Regions from separate parts of the Mus musculus genome. Here region 2 is linked to region 1. The links are chromatin loops, found by intact Hi-C in ENCODE. Cell type or tissue: heart. All regions are shown on one strand. Each heading gives the region's core, and the rest is flanking DNA. Links, peaks and the distances in the headings are about the cores only.

Evidence for each region. A loop is a pair of places that touch in the nucleus more often than their neighbours do. Peaks named below come from ENCODE experiments on the same cell type or tissue, not always from the same donor. Only the 100,000 strongest peaks of a DNase experiment are listed, where the experiment ranks them.
Region 2: a loop joins it to region 1, with 31 times the contacts of the local background. A loop is called at or near these places in 6 of 42 quality-filtered maps.

What each region holds. Positions count from the first base shown.
Region 1 is chr12:101,954,544-101,961,148 of GRCm38, reverse strand. Atxn3 (ataxin 3) reads left to right here and starts at 2,906. Exons shown (of 11, transcript NM_029705.3): 1 at 2,906-3,015. The coding sequence starts at 2,992. In heart, for the core only: a CTCF peak has its summit at 2,759; a DNase peak (open chromatin) is centred at 2,868; H3K4me3 peaks cover 2,007 bases; H3K27ac peaks cover 1,577 bases.
Region 2 is chr12:101,119,542-101,126,146 of GRCm38, reverse strand. No RefSeq gene overlaps it. Among named protein-coding and RNA genes, the nearest start is that of Ppp4r3a, 39 kb to the right of the region's middle. In heart, for the core only: a CTCF peak has its summit at 2,970 (motif pointing left); no DNase peak of the experiment used is centred there.

The DNA.
Region 1 (6,605 bases), core at 657-5,656:
AGGCTGTATTTTCCTGGTTAAGCCACAATTCCTTAAGCACATAGGCTATCCCCATGTTGTGTGACACTGTTCCTGGAGAACTGTGAACATCTACCCAGAGAACTGATACCACCAAAGTCCAACTTGGTGAACCAATCAGTTTTATTGAGATTACTAACTGGAGCAGAAATGACACCAAAGCCCACTCCAGCAAGTCAACAGCTCACAAAATCTGGAAACATGGGTCACACTACATACCTTGCAGATAGCTTAACAGAGTGAAATGTCCCTTACAGGCAATGTGGCTCATCTTTGCAGGCAGTTCAGTTGATGTGAGCCTCTTCTAGGCAACTCTGCTTCTTGGAGAGTGTCTCTCAGTAGTCCTACTGTTTATGTATGCTTGGGGAAGGAGGAGCCTAGTGAATCTTGTCAGTTTCAGGGACTTCCTGAAGCCTCCTAGTTGTTTACTTTCTGAGCTAAAGACACCCTTCTGTAAGACTAAATGTTCTCCCTGTTCTTAGAATATTCTATGACCTCACTAGCTTCCTTGCATGATGGACTTCATCTCCCTTTAGAATATCCTTTGTGGTAAAGAGCTTCCCTCCAATAAGGACAGCTCTACCTTTTGTTTTATCTCAAGAGGAAACTGCATACAAAATAGTCAACAAATGATATGGCAGCTCCTTGAATTAGCTAGCTGGTTGTCACTGGCAGTCTTTATTTTCTTGCCTCTCACTTCCTTTCTTTTCTTGAACTTGTCTCACAAAAATGATCTCAACAACAAAACTGAGCAGTTTCTTTTGAGTCTTTCTGCCCCTGGACTTCCTGGGAGCATGTGACACGGACTTGTCCTTGAAGCATTCCCCCGTGGGCCTTCCACTTCAGTACACTCAGCAGCATTTGCACCCTTTGTGCCTACTGCTCTATCTTCAGGGCTTAGCTCTCCATCCTCTTTTCAATCTCTTCCTTTTCTCTAAGATTATACTCAGCGTTTATGGTTTTAGTTACCTTGTGTTTTAAATTTGTTTCTTTATATTTCATGTGTAGGGGTGCTTGCCTGCGTGACTGTCTGAGCATCCCTGTGCATCCCAGGTACATTGCAGAAGCAACAGATCCCCTGAGTCTCGAGTTACCAACTGCTGTGAGCCTTTATGTGGGTTCTGAGAATCAAACCCAGGTCCTGTACAAGAGAAGCAGCAAATGCTCTTAAGGACACACCCATCTCTCCAGCCCTTCTAAACAGCAATGACTCTCACCTCACAGCTTAAAACAGCTTCTGAAAACTCCAGGCCTGTCATCTATCACTCTACAGAAGGACTGTCTTAGTTAGGGTTTTACTGCTGTGAACAGACACCATGAACAAGGCAAGTCTTATAAAAAAAACAACATTTAATTGGGGCTAGCTTACAGGTTCAGAGGTTCAGTCCATTATCGTCAAGGTGGGAGCATGGCAGCATCCAGGCTGTCATGGCGCAGGCAGAGCTGAGAGTTCTAAGTCTTCATCCAAAGACTGCTAGTGGAAGACTGACTTCCAGGCAACTGGGGTGAGAGTCTTAAGCCCACACCCACCGTGACACACCTACTCCAGCCAGGTCATACCTATTCCAACAAGGCCACACTTCCAAATGGTGCCACTCCCTGGTCCAAGAATATACAAACCATCATAAGTACCTTTAGTTGCAGAGATATTTAAGCTCAGTATTTTCTAAATTAAAAGCCTTTTCTTCTCTTCCCAAGACCCTACTCATTCTGTAAAGTATTTCTGGTTGGAGTATCACTTCTGCTTTACATGGTACCTAGAGCAGAAACCCACAAGTCTTTCCTAACAATACCCCCATCCCACCCCAGTCCCTCATCAAAGTCTTCTGTTTCCTAAAGCTTCAAAGTGGTCTCTCTCCATTCTCAAATCACTACTGGAGTCCTGACCACCAGAGTCTCTTCATTTCTCCCCAAATGCCTTTCAAGTATTGTTCCCCAGTGATCCTCTAAAATCCTAATTTGACCCCATGTCTCTAGTTTTAAAAATCTTTAACCGCCTGTAGCTTTTTTTTTTTTTTTTTTTTTCCCGGTAGGGAGGTGGTGGACAGGGTCCTCCTATGTAACCCTGGCTACAGGCTGGCATAGAGCAGCTGTCCTCCAACACAACATATGCCTTCCTTACCTTCAGGTACAATGAGCCTTTAGGAGACTGGGCCTTTGCTACATTGAAGAACCTAAAATGGTTCCACCATACAAGATACAACGCCCAATACAACGCTTAATCTTTGTCAATCCCCCCCTCCCCACCCCCATCCCCTGCGCGAGCCACTCAATATTTTGCTGGATTTTTCACTTCCTCACCAACGCTTCCTCCTTCAGAGATGGCGTATTTACCCCAGGACCTGATATTCATTCCAACAGCCAACTATGTTGGACAGTGTGCTGTGCTAATTTCTTCGTACCTACATTTCTTTATTTGTATAATATTACAAAAGACACACACACATCAAAAAATGCCGTATTAAATTGCGCTTACAACTGGACTATTCTAAGTCAGTCCTAACTAAACATTAGCTATAGTTTTTACACAAATATTAGGTATGTGGAGAATGCCTCTTCTGGAATGAAGTCTTCAGTGGGAGAGGAGTTGCTCACATAAAGATGAGGAGAAAGGACCAAAGAAGGTGGAGATGGAAAAAAAAAAAAAAAAGAAAAAAAAGAACCTAAAACTTGGCTGCGAGGATTCTCTTCTAGAACCCTAGAATCACAAGATTGTCCCGCGTAGAGAAGTTCCTCCGCACAGCAGGCGGCGCCGCAGCATCACGCTTGCCGCGGGGAGGACCAACGCCGCCCAGGTCACGTGTCCCGTGCTCCCGGGTTCGCGTGCCTCGTGACGTGCGCCCGCAGTAGTGATTGGTTGGCGAGAGGCACGTGGCTAGGGCGGGGCGGACCGGGGCTGAGGGGTGGGGCCGGGGGCGGAGCTGCTGGAGGGGGCTGCTCCGCGCCGGGGCCGTTGGCTCCAGACAAATAAACATGGAGTCCATCTTCCACGAGAAAGTGAGTGTGGGCGTTCGGTGGGGAGCCGTCCTCGGCTCGGCGGCGGGCGTGGGGAGCAGCGACGCCGCTTCAGGAACTCAGGCGGGGCCCGAGCGCCCCCATCCCGACCTGGCTGGGTGAGGGGTGCTTCCTGCCTTCTCCCCATGGCTCCGCTCGTGAAGCCTCCCGCATGCGTTCCCGGCACCCTCGCCCTAGAAGACCGGGCGGGTAGCCTGGGCATTTCGGGGGGCTTCACCCGGAGGATTAGCGCGGGCGTTCCTTGTCCACTTGCCACACCTTTTCGGGTTTCTTCTCTCTTCTCTCTTAGGGTCTAGTCTAGCGAGTCGCCTTTTCAGCACCTGGCGGACCCTTCCCAACTCCACCCACGCCCCCTAACCTGTCCTCTGGCAGATCCAACTTTCTCTCTCAACTCAGTTCTATAATGGAATGCTCCATGCATTTAGATCTTGATTATCCATCCCACGTCTTTCTGCAGTTGTGACCGTGGCTTTCCCATTAAAGGGCCTGACACTTCGGAAGTAAAGTAGGAAACCCCGGAGGGAAGTCGTCATAAGAGTTTTTATTACGGGGATGTTTGGGTTGTTCTCCCATTTTTCCGGACCAGGAGGCCAGCTTTGTTTTTAGGTATTATGGATAGATTAGAATCGTTCTACTGTGTGATTTGGCTTAGTCTCTTCCTCACCTTAATTCCTAAGTGACTACGCTTAAAAGTATTGCTGTGACATCTTGAGAAACTGGTCTATGTTCGCATACAATTATCAAGTCATTTGGGTGTTTCTCGGACAACCATGTTTCATAATCATTTTAGGTTTGGAGAGGGTTGCTAGTTGAGACTATTATTTCGTTGGGAGCAAAGGCCTTTGTTTTTATCACTTGTAAAGGAGCATTGACTCATAGTGTTTAAAATCCACGCACAACAAAAAGACAAAAATGATGTGAATCTAAGGACGTTGTTAAATGAAGTGCTCTTAAGAAGACATTTTGAGTGTTTTGGAACTGGAACAAGTTAGTTTGTGACAGGATTTCTTGTAGCCCAAGTTGGCTCCAGACTCCCATCGTCCTGTCTCTGCCTCCTGAGAGCTGGCTGGGATGATGGCCACGTGCTATGACTGAGTGAGCTCCCCCTCCCGGCCCCCTCCCCACATTCATTTGTAATTAATTTTCCAAAGGTTTTGGAATAAGACCCATTTTAAACATGTTATATTTTGAACACTGTATACACTGCTTCATGAGACTCTTGCCATTCATTCTATTTAAAAAAAAAAGTTACTGTTTGTGTGTATGTGCTGGTGTGGAGGTCAGGGAGGACTTTATAAAGTTCTCTCTTCCCAACTTGGTGTGAGTTCCGGGTGTCTCAGGCTCTTAGCAAGCCCGTTTACTCACTGAGTCATCTCTAGGGTGAATGAAAAAAGAAATGGGAAGGACATGACTTTTCCTAGGGATGGCGGAGGAGAAGGTTTATTAAAGAGATTTGGGAGAGCAGAGCCAGGGGCAGACATATTTGGGAGAACCCAGAGTGGTCTTGACCCTGAGGGGAAGGGAGAAAAGGGAAGGAAATACAGCAGCCAGGAGCCAAAGTTGCAAACCATACAAAAAGAGGGTGGGTAACCAAAATGTATGGATTACATAGGCAAGAGCCACTAGGGGAAGGGCAGCATAGTCCATGCTCTGGAGAGTTCAGGGTAGAGGGCCGGGTATACCAGCCATACCCTGTAACAGGAGGGACTAAGGGATGCTGGGACAACCTGGAGGCCAGGTCCACTTCCATATGTTAAATAGGTACCTCAGCCACTAAGCCTGGGATTAAAACTTAACATAGGGCACTTAAACAATGCATTAAAAAATTATTTTTGGCCAGCAATGGTGGTATACCTGTTTTTGATATTTTATTTATTTACATTTTATTTATTTATTTTGGTTTTTCGAGACAGGGTTTCTCTGTATACCCTTGGCTGTCCTGGAACTCACTTTGTAGATCAGGCTGGCTTCGGACTCAGAAATCCGCCTGCCTCTGCCTCCTGAGTTCTGGGATCAAAGGTGCACGCTACCACGCCCAGCTATTTACATTTTAAATGTTATCCCATTTTCTGGTTCCTCTCTACAAACTCCCAATCCCATCCCCCCCCACCCTCTGCTTCTATGAGAGTACTTCCCCCCACCACTCCCGCCTACCCGCTCTGGCATTCCCCTACACTGGGGCATCAGGCCTTCACAGGACCAAGGGCCTCTCCTCCCATTGATGCCCTACAAGGCCATCCTCTGCTACAGCTGGAGCCATGGGTCGCTCCATGTGTACTCTTTGGTTGATGGTTTAGTCCTTGGGAGCTCTGGGTGTGGGTGTGGGGTCTGGTTGGTTCATATTGTTGTTCTTCCTATGGGGCTGCAGACCCCTTCAGCTTCTTCAGTCCTTTCTCTAGCTCCTCCACTGGGGACTCTGTGCTCAGTCCAATGGTTGGCTGTGAGCATCTGCTTCTGTATTTGTCAGGCACAGAGAGAGTTTTAAGATAGCCAGGGCTATCCAGAGAAACTCTGCCATTAAAATCCAAAAAAAAAAAAAAAAAAAAAAAGGTGTTTGCCAGGGTACTGTGTGCTCCTAGTGCCCACTAAAGCCAGAAGATCTGGAACTGGAGGAACTGGAGTTAAAGAGGCCACGTGAGCAGCCACGTGGGTGTGAGGAATTGAACCCAGGTCCTCTGGAAAAGCAGCCAATACTCTTTGTTTTGTTTTGTTTTTTGAGACAGGGTTTCTCTGTATAGCCCTGCCTGTCCTGGAACTCACTCTGTAGACCAGGCTGGCCTCAAACTCAGAAATCTGCCTGCCTCTGCCTCCCAAGTGCTGGGATTAAAGGTGTGCGCCACCACCGCCGGGCTAGCAGCGAGGACTCTTAACTGCTGAGCCATCTCTCCATCTCCCCCAATACCTTCTTGACAGTACTGTTTCTCATTGGAGCAGATTTCAGTGGAGGTGACTACTGAATTGGTATATGCAAAATGCTAGGCTTACAAAGTGCTTGTGAGTAAGCATGGAAGCCCGAGTTCAGATCCCAGTGTGTGTTGTATTCACCAATACTCGAGGCAGGGAATGGACAGACAAGTGGGTTTCTGGGTGCTGCCCCGTCAGTCAGTCCAGCTGAATGGTGAGCACTAGACTCCACTAGAAAGGTGGAGAGCAGCTGAGGAGGACATCTGACTTAGACCTTTAGCACATGTATGAATACATCTGCATGTACACATATACACAAGAACACATATGCAGACATGAGTGCACAGATACACATCTGCTTACCCAGAAGTCATTCAGTTATCAGCAGGTGTATATACTTAATAAATACTTGAGAAGTACCTTTGCCGTGTGTGTGTGTGTGTGTGTGTGTGTGTGTGTGTGTGTGTATGTGTATGGGGGTGCACATGTGCATATGCATTTAGAGGCAGGAAGACAACATTGGTGGTGTTCCTCACAAGTAGGTTAACTTAGGACTTCCAGGTATCTGCCCATTTTTACCTCTCCAGCGCTATAGTTACAGATGGGTACCGCCATGCATGGCTTTTTACATGAAGGTTCTGGGGATTAAGCTCAGATCCTAAGGCCAG
Region 2 (6,605 bases), core at 863-5,862, 840 kb after region 1:
TGGTTCTCTTCTTTGGGGCTTGTTATGACGATATTAATTTCTTGCTTTTTCTCGCATGTAGTTTTTCTCCTTGTGTTAGAGTTTTCCTTCCATTATCCTCTGTATAGCTGGATGGCTGGAAAGATAATGTTTAAATTTGATTTTGTCGTGGGATATCTTGGTTTCTCCACCTATGGTAATTTAGGGTTTTGCTGGGTATAGTAGCCTGGACTGGCATTTTGTTCTTTTAGGGTCTGTATGACATCTTCCCAAAATCTTCTGGCTTTTAGAGTCTCTGTTGAGAAGTCTGGTGTATGTCTGATATGTCTATCTTGGTGTTTTGATTATTATGTGGAGAGAGGGATTTCATTTCTGGTCCAATCTTTTTGGTGTTCTGTAAGCTTCTTGTATGTTATTGACATCTCTTTTTCTTTTCTTTTCTTTCTTTCTTTTTTTTTTTTTTTTTTTTTTTTTTTTTTTTTTTTTTTTGGCTTTTTGAGACAGGATTTCTCTGTATAGCCCTGGCTGTCCTGGAACTCACTTTGTAGACCAGGCTGGCCTCGAACTCAGAAATCTGCCTGCCTCTGCCTCTCACGTGCTAGGATTAAAGGCATGTGCCACCACGCCTAGTTTTGGCATCTCTTTCTTTAAGTTAGGGAAATTTTCTTCTATAATTTTGTTGAAGATGTTTATTGGCCCTTTGAGTTGAGAGTCTTCACCCTCTTCTATACCTATTAATCTTAGTTTGGTCTTTTCATTGTGTCCTGGGTTTCTTAAAGCTCTTTGCTTTTTGATTTTCTTTGACTGTTGTTATCAATGTCTTCTACACCTGAGATTCTCTCTTCCATCTCTTGTATTCTGTTAGTGATGCTATGCTTACATCTGTGACTCTTGATCTCTTTCTTAGGTTTTCCATCTCCAGGGCTGTCTCCCTTTGTGTTTTCTTTAATGTTTCTATTTCCATCTCTAGACCCTGCATGGTTTTCTTCAGTTCCTTCACCTGTTTGATTGTGTTTTCCTGTATTTCTTTAAGAGATGTATATGCTTCCTTTTAAGGGCTTCCACTTGTTTATCTGTGTTCTCCTGTATTTCTTTAAGGGGGCTGTTTATAGCATTCTTAAAGTTCTCTATCATATTCATGAGATGGAATTTTAGAGCTGAATCTTGATTTTCAGATGTGTTGGAGTATCCAGGGCTTGGTGTGGTGGGAGATTAGGTTCCGATGTTGTCCAGAAGCATTGGTTTCTGTTGCTTATGTTCTTGTGCTTGCCTCTTGCCATCTGGTTATCTCTAGTGCTAACTGGCCTTGCTGTTTCTGACTGGAACCTGACCCTCCTATAAGCCTAGTTGTGTCAGAACTCATGGAAATCCAGCTATCTCTGTGATCCTGTGATCCTGTGATTCTGGGATCCTGGGGTCCTGTGATCTTGACATTCTGGTGTGCCAGAGCTCCTAAGAATCAAGCTTCCTCTGGGTGTTGAGAGGCATGGGTGGGGGACCAGAGCCCTGGGTCCACTCTGGGAGCAGGTACAAACCAGACAGATCATGTGCCTCTTGCTGAGAGGGTGTTCCTGCATCCCCTGGGTCCCAGGGGTCCCAGTTATGCCAGGTATTTGGGCAGAGTTTGAAGCCTCACCTGAGAGTCTGGTTGTCAGAACTCCTGGGAGACAAGCTTTCTCTGCGTGTTGCAGGACTGGGTGGGGAGCCAGAACTTGTGGGCCTGCTCCAGACACAGGTAAGCTATTAATTTTTACAAGTTCAAATTATCTATTATTTCCTTTATTAATAGTGCTTTTTGTATCTTATATTTCACTTAATAACTATTTTCTTATCCCAACATTATGAAGCTGTTTTCCTCTCTTCTAGTGGGTAGGCTATTTCAGATTTCATACATGGGCCTATGTAGAATCTCTAATTTTATGTGTACTATGGATTGATAATTTTTCTCCCACTGGAGAGATGGTTCAGTGGTTAAGAGCACTAACCGCTCTTCCAAAGGTCCTGAGTTCAAATCCCAGCAACCACATGGTGTCTCACAACCATCTGTAATGAGATCTGATGCCCTCTTCCAGAGTGTCTGAAGACAGCTACAGTGTACTTACATATAATAAATAAATAAATCTTTTTAAAAAAAAAATTCTTCCTTAAAGCTGCTCTGACCTCAGATTAGATGTTTAAAGATCTAAGATATTCTCTTTTCTACCCTCCTAGCAAGTGTCCTAACATATCCATAAATAGCACATCACCCTACAATTTTTGTAAAACCTATGATTGTTATTGTAACTAAATGTAGTTACAATATTATATCACAAGTGTTGTTCTCTACAGAACTGTTACCCATTCTTCTGCCAGTCTAAATGCAAGTAGTTGTAAAGCCCTTACAACCCTTAGATGATGAGATAAAGAAAGAGAGAGGGAGATGACAATATTACAGTGAATACAAAGAACAACTATCCATTGGTATGTATGGATTTCAAAATTTTAGATTCTTCTAAAGATTAAAAATATTCAGAAAAACTTGGCTTTTGTCATTTTCTAACAATAAAGTGTAATGATTATTTATACAGAGTTGACATTGTACTAGGTAATTTATAGCTAGCAATATATAATATAATATATGAGAATGTGCATAGGTCATATGCAAATGCTGAATTATTTTTAAAGACCTATCTATTTATTCATTTATTATTGTATGTGTGTGGATGTTTTGCTTGCACGTCTGTCTGTGCATTGTGAGCTTTATGTGCCTGCAGAAGCCAGAAAAATGATAGAATCTCCTGGAACTAGATTTATGGGTTAACCACCATGTAATTGACAGTCAACTTGAGTCTTCTGCAAGAGCAGTAAGTGCTCTTAACCATAGAACCATCTCTCCATTCCTAATGCTAAACTATGGTAAGGGACTTGAATACCCTCTGATTTTGGTGTCTGTAGAGGGGTCTTGGAAATGCTACGAAACAGTCAGACAATGTCTATGGTATGACTGCCACCTGGTGGACAATAGTCATAAGACACATCAATGATAAAATTTCTTAATTTCCAAATATCTAAAATATGAAACAAGTATATGATTACCAATGCTAAACATTGCTAAACAATGCTAAAAGTTTTTTATTAAAAAGTTCACTGAACAATGAGAAAAGTATGCAATTTCTTAGAAAACAATACTACACATAAAAATGTGAGTATGTGAGTAAATATTTCTCAGAACATCGTGATCAAATAAACAAAACAACTTGACCGTTAATAATGGGAGAAAAGGGATCTGAAGACACATCTCAGTTGTGAAGAGTACTTCCAGATGACCCAAGTTCAGTTCCCAGTACCACATCAGGCTTAACTGTCTGTAACTCCCGCACTAGATGAACCAACACCTCTGGTGCTCTTACCCACGTACAGACACACACATCTTCACATAATTACAAATAATAAAATGAATCTAAACGTAATGTATTTTCTGTGCCTTCAGATGTCAGAAAATGGATCAAATCTCCTGGAACTGTATTTATTGACTGTTGTTAACCATCATGTAATTGACAATCAACTTGGGTCTTCTGGAATAGCAGTCGGTGCTCTTAACCATAAAGCCATTGCTCTATCCCTAATGCTAAGCTATTATATGTGTAAAGAACTTGAACATCCTCAGATTTTGTTGTCTGTAGAGGGTCCTGGAAGTTCCCTCTTTTTTTTTTTTAAGATTTATTTATTTATATTATATGTAAGTACACTGTAGCTGTCTTCAGACACTCCAGAAGAGGGCGTTAGATCTCATTATGGATGGTTGTGAGCCACCATGTGGTTGCTGGGATTTGAACTTTGGACCTTCGGAAGAGCAGTCGGGTGCTCTTACCCACTGAGCCATCTTACCAGACCGGAAGTGCCCTCTTAAATCCCCAAAAGCTAAACTTTTGCCATACCTGAAGATGATACAAAATAGGACTTCTCAAATTAACATGAATGAATATAATGCTCAGAATTTCTTTTACTTTCTATTTTATTATCATTTATATATATATTACAATCAGAAATATTTTAAAGTAAATTTATTATAATTCACTTAAAATGTGAAAGTAGAAGAGTATAGAGAAGAGAGCCACCAAGCTTGTCTGACATGCATGAAGCTTGGGTTCAACACCCAGCTCTGCAACAGAAAAGAAAAACTGAATAAGCATGAAAAGGGGGTAGGAGGACAAAGCAGAATACTTAGAAAATATAAAACAGGACAGCCCTAGGTTGAACTTGTCTATAGTTGTCACAAAAAGTATTGTACATTCTTATTCTGTGACATTTGTTGGGGGCCTCTTATATGCTCCACACTATTCCACTCACTAAGGATTCTTGTGATCCTTTTTCTCATGGAGTGTACACACTTTTCAAGAAGTATTAATAGTTAAAAGCACCAAAAAAGAGGTTGTATGGTTAGAGAGAGAACTCAGTTAGTAAAATATCTGCCCTCTAAACATGAAGATTTGGGTTGAGTCCTGAGAACTCATGGAACAATGCCAGATGAATTGGCACATGCCTGTAATCCGAATGCTAGGAAGCCAGGTCAGGAGAATCCGTAGGACTCGTGGACCAATCAGTCCAGCCTAATCTTTGCCCTCTAAGCTAACAGAAATCCTGCCTATCCTCTGCCCTGTTTATGCACATGTAAACACACACAAATGCTTCGGTGGCTTCAAGATCTGTGTGTGTGTGTGTGTGTGTGTGTGTGTGTGTGTGTGTGTGTGTGTTGAGATAGCATCTCACTATGCTAGAACTAACTATGAAATCAGCCTAGCCTCAAATTAATAGAAATCTTCCTGCCTCTATCTCTCTAGTGCTGGGATTAAAGCCTTGCACCACCTTGCCCAGAAAAAGTTACTGTGTTAGTTAGTTTTATATTGCTGTAAAGAGACACCATGACCAAAGCAACCTATAGAAGAAAGTATTTATAAGGGACTTGCTTATAGTTTTAATGATTAGAGTCCATGACCATTAAGGCAGGAAACATGGCAGAAAGCAGGCAGGCATGGGTCTGGAGCAGTAGCTGAGATCTTATATCCTCATCTTCAAACACTATGCAGAGATAGAAAGCTAGTGGGAATCACATGAACCATTTGAAATGCCAAAGCCTACCCCTAGAAACACATCTTCTTCAACAAAGCCATACCTCCTAGTCCCTCCCAAAGACTTCCACCTACTGGGGACCAAGTATTCAAATATGGTATCCATTCTCATTGAAATTATCACATTAACTACCTTTACAGAGTGAGCAGATCTGGAGGAAAAGAGGAGTAAGAGATGAGAAGGTAAGTCCTGTGCATTTCCAAGAATAATTTGTTTCCCATTAAAAGCAGTGTCTTGCTTTACACTTTAAAATCCTGAAATAGGTTACCAGGAGAGAAAAATTAAGGCAAAAATAGTAAAAAAGACAAAACATTAAAATGGAATTAACATGGCAGTTACACTGAGAGAAAAAGATGGGTGTTATATGACTTAGAATTCTCCAGATAGACAACAAAACTGGAAATATATATGTGTATATATAACCAGTTAAAATATATAAATAGTAGGTTATTAGACTTTTTTTCACCATACAGCCTTGGTAGTATGACAATGGCTGTCTTCACCCTGGAAAGGCTAAGAACCTGGTAGCAGTATAGTTTATGAATCTAGATGCCTGAGCAATCCCAATCTGGGATCCTACTGAAAGGCTGGAAGATTCCTTGGGATCCACTGGTCTTTATTTCACATTGGAACCCAAAGAAGCTGGGTTCTTATGTTACTAAAAGATGCCAGCAGGACCAAGGTAGAGGAAGGAAGATGAGAGGCCAAGGCAAGCAGACAAAAGTTTTTCTCCTGGACCTCCTTTTATCTGGGCTGCTACCCAAAGGTGCATTCAGATTTTGGTGAGTCCCACTTGAATTAATTATGGAAATAGGTTAGTTGATTACAGGTCCAGTCAAATTGGTAACCAAGATTAAATGTATTTTCAATTATGTTATTTGCAACTTAATATGGGTTTATCCGGATATAATTTCATCAGAAGTAAAATAAAATTACTTTGAGGCAAAACTTTATAGAATTTATTGATGTATCTAGTTTTATGTTGAGGTCTTTGATTCTCTTTGACTTGAGTTTTATGCAGTGCGATAAATATTAATCTATTTGCATTCTTCTACATGCAGACATCCAGTTAGGCTAACAACACTTGTTGAAGATGCTTTCTTTTTTCCACTATATGGTTTCTTAGTCAAAAATCAAGTGTCTGTGGGTGTGTAGATTTATTTCTGGGTCTTCAATTAGATTTCATTGATCAACATGTCTGTTTCTATACTAATACCATTCAGTTTTTATTACTATTGGTCTGGAGTACAGCTTGAAGTCGGAGATAGTGGTACCTTTTATTAAGTTCTTTTATTGTTCAGGTTTATTTTAGCTATTCTGGTTTTTTTGTTTTTCCATATGAAGTTGAGAATTGCTCCTTCAAGGTCTGTAAAGAATTGTGTTGAAATTTTGATGAGAATTACATGGAATCTGTAGACTGCTTTTGGTAAGATGACCATTTACTCTTCCTACCTATCCATGAACATGGGAGGGCTTAGTCTTGGACACACTGATACAGGAGATTACTTCCTGAACAG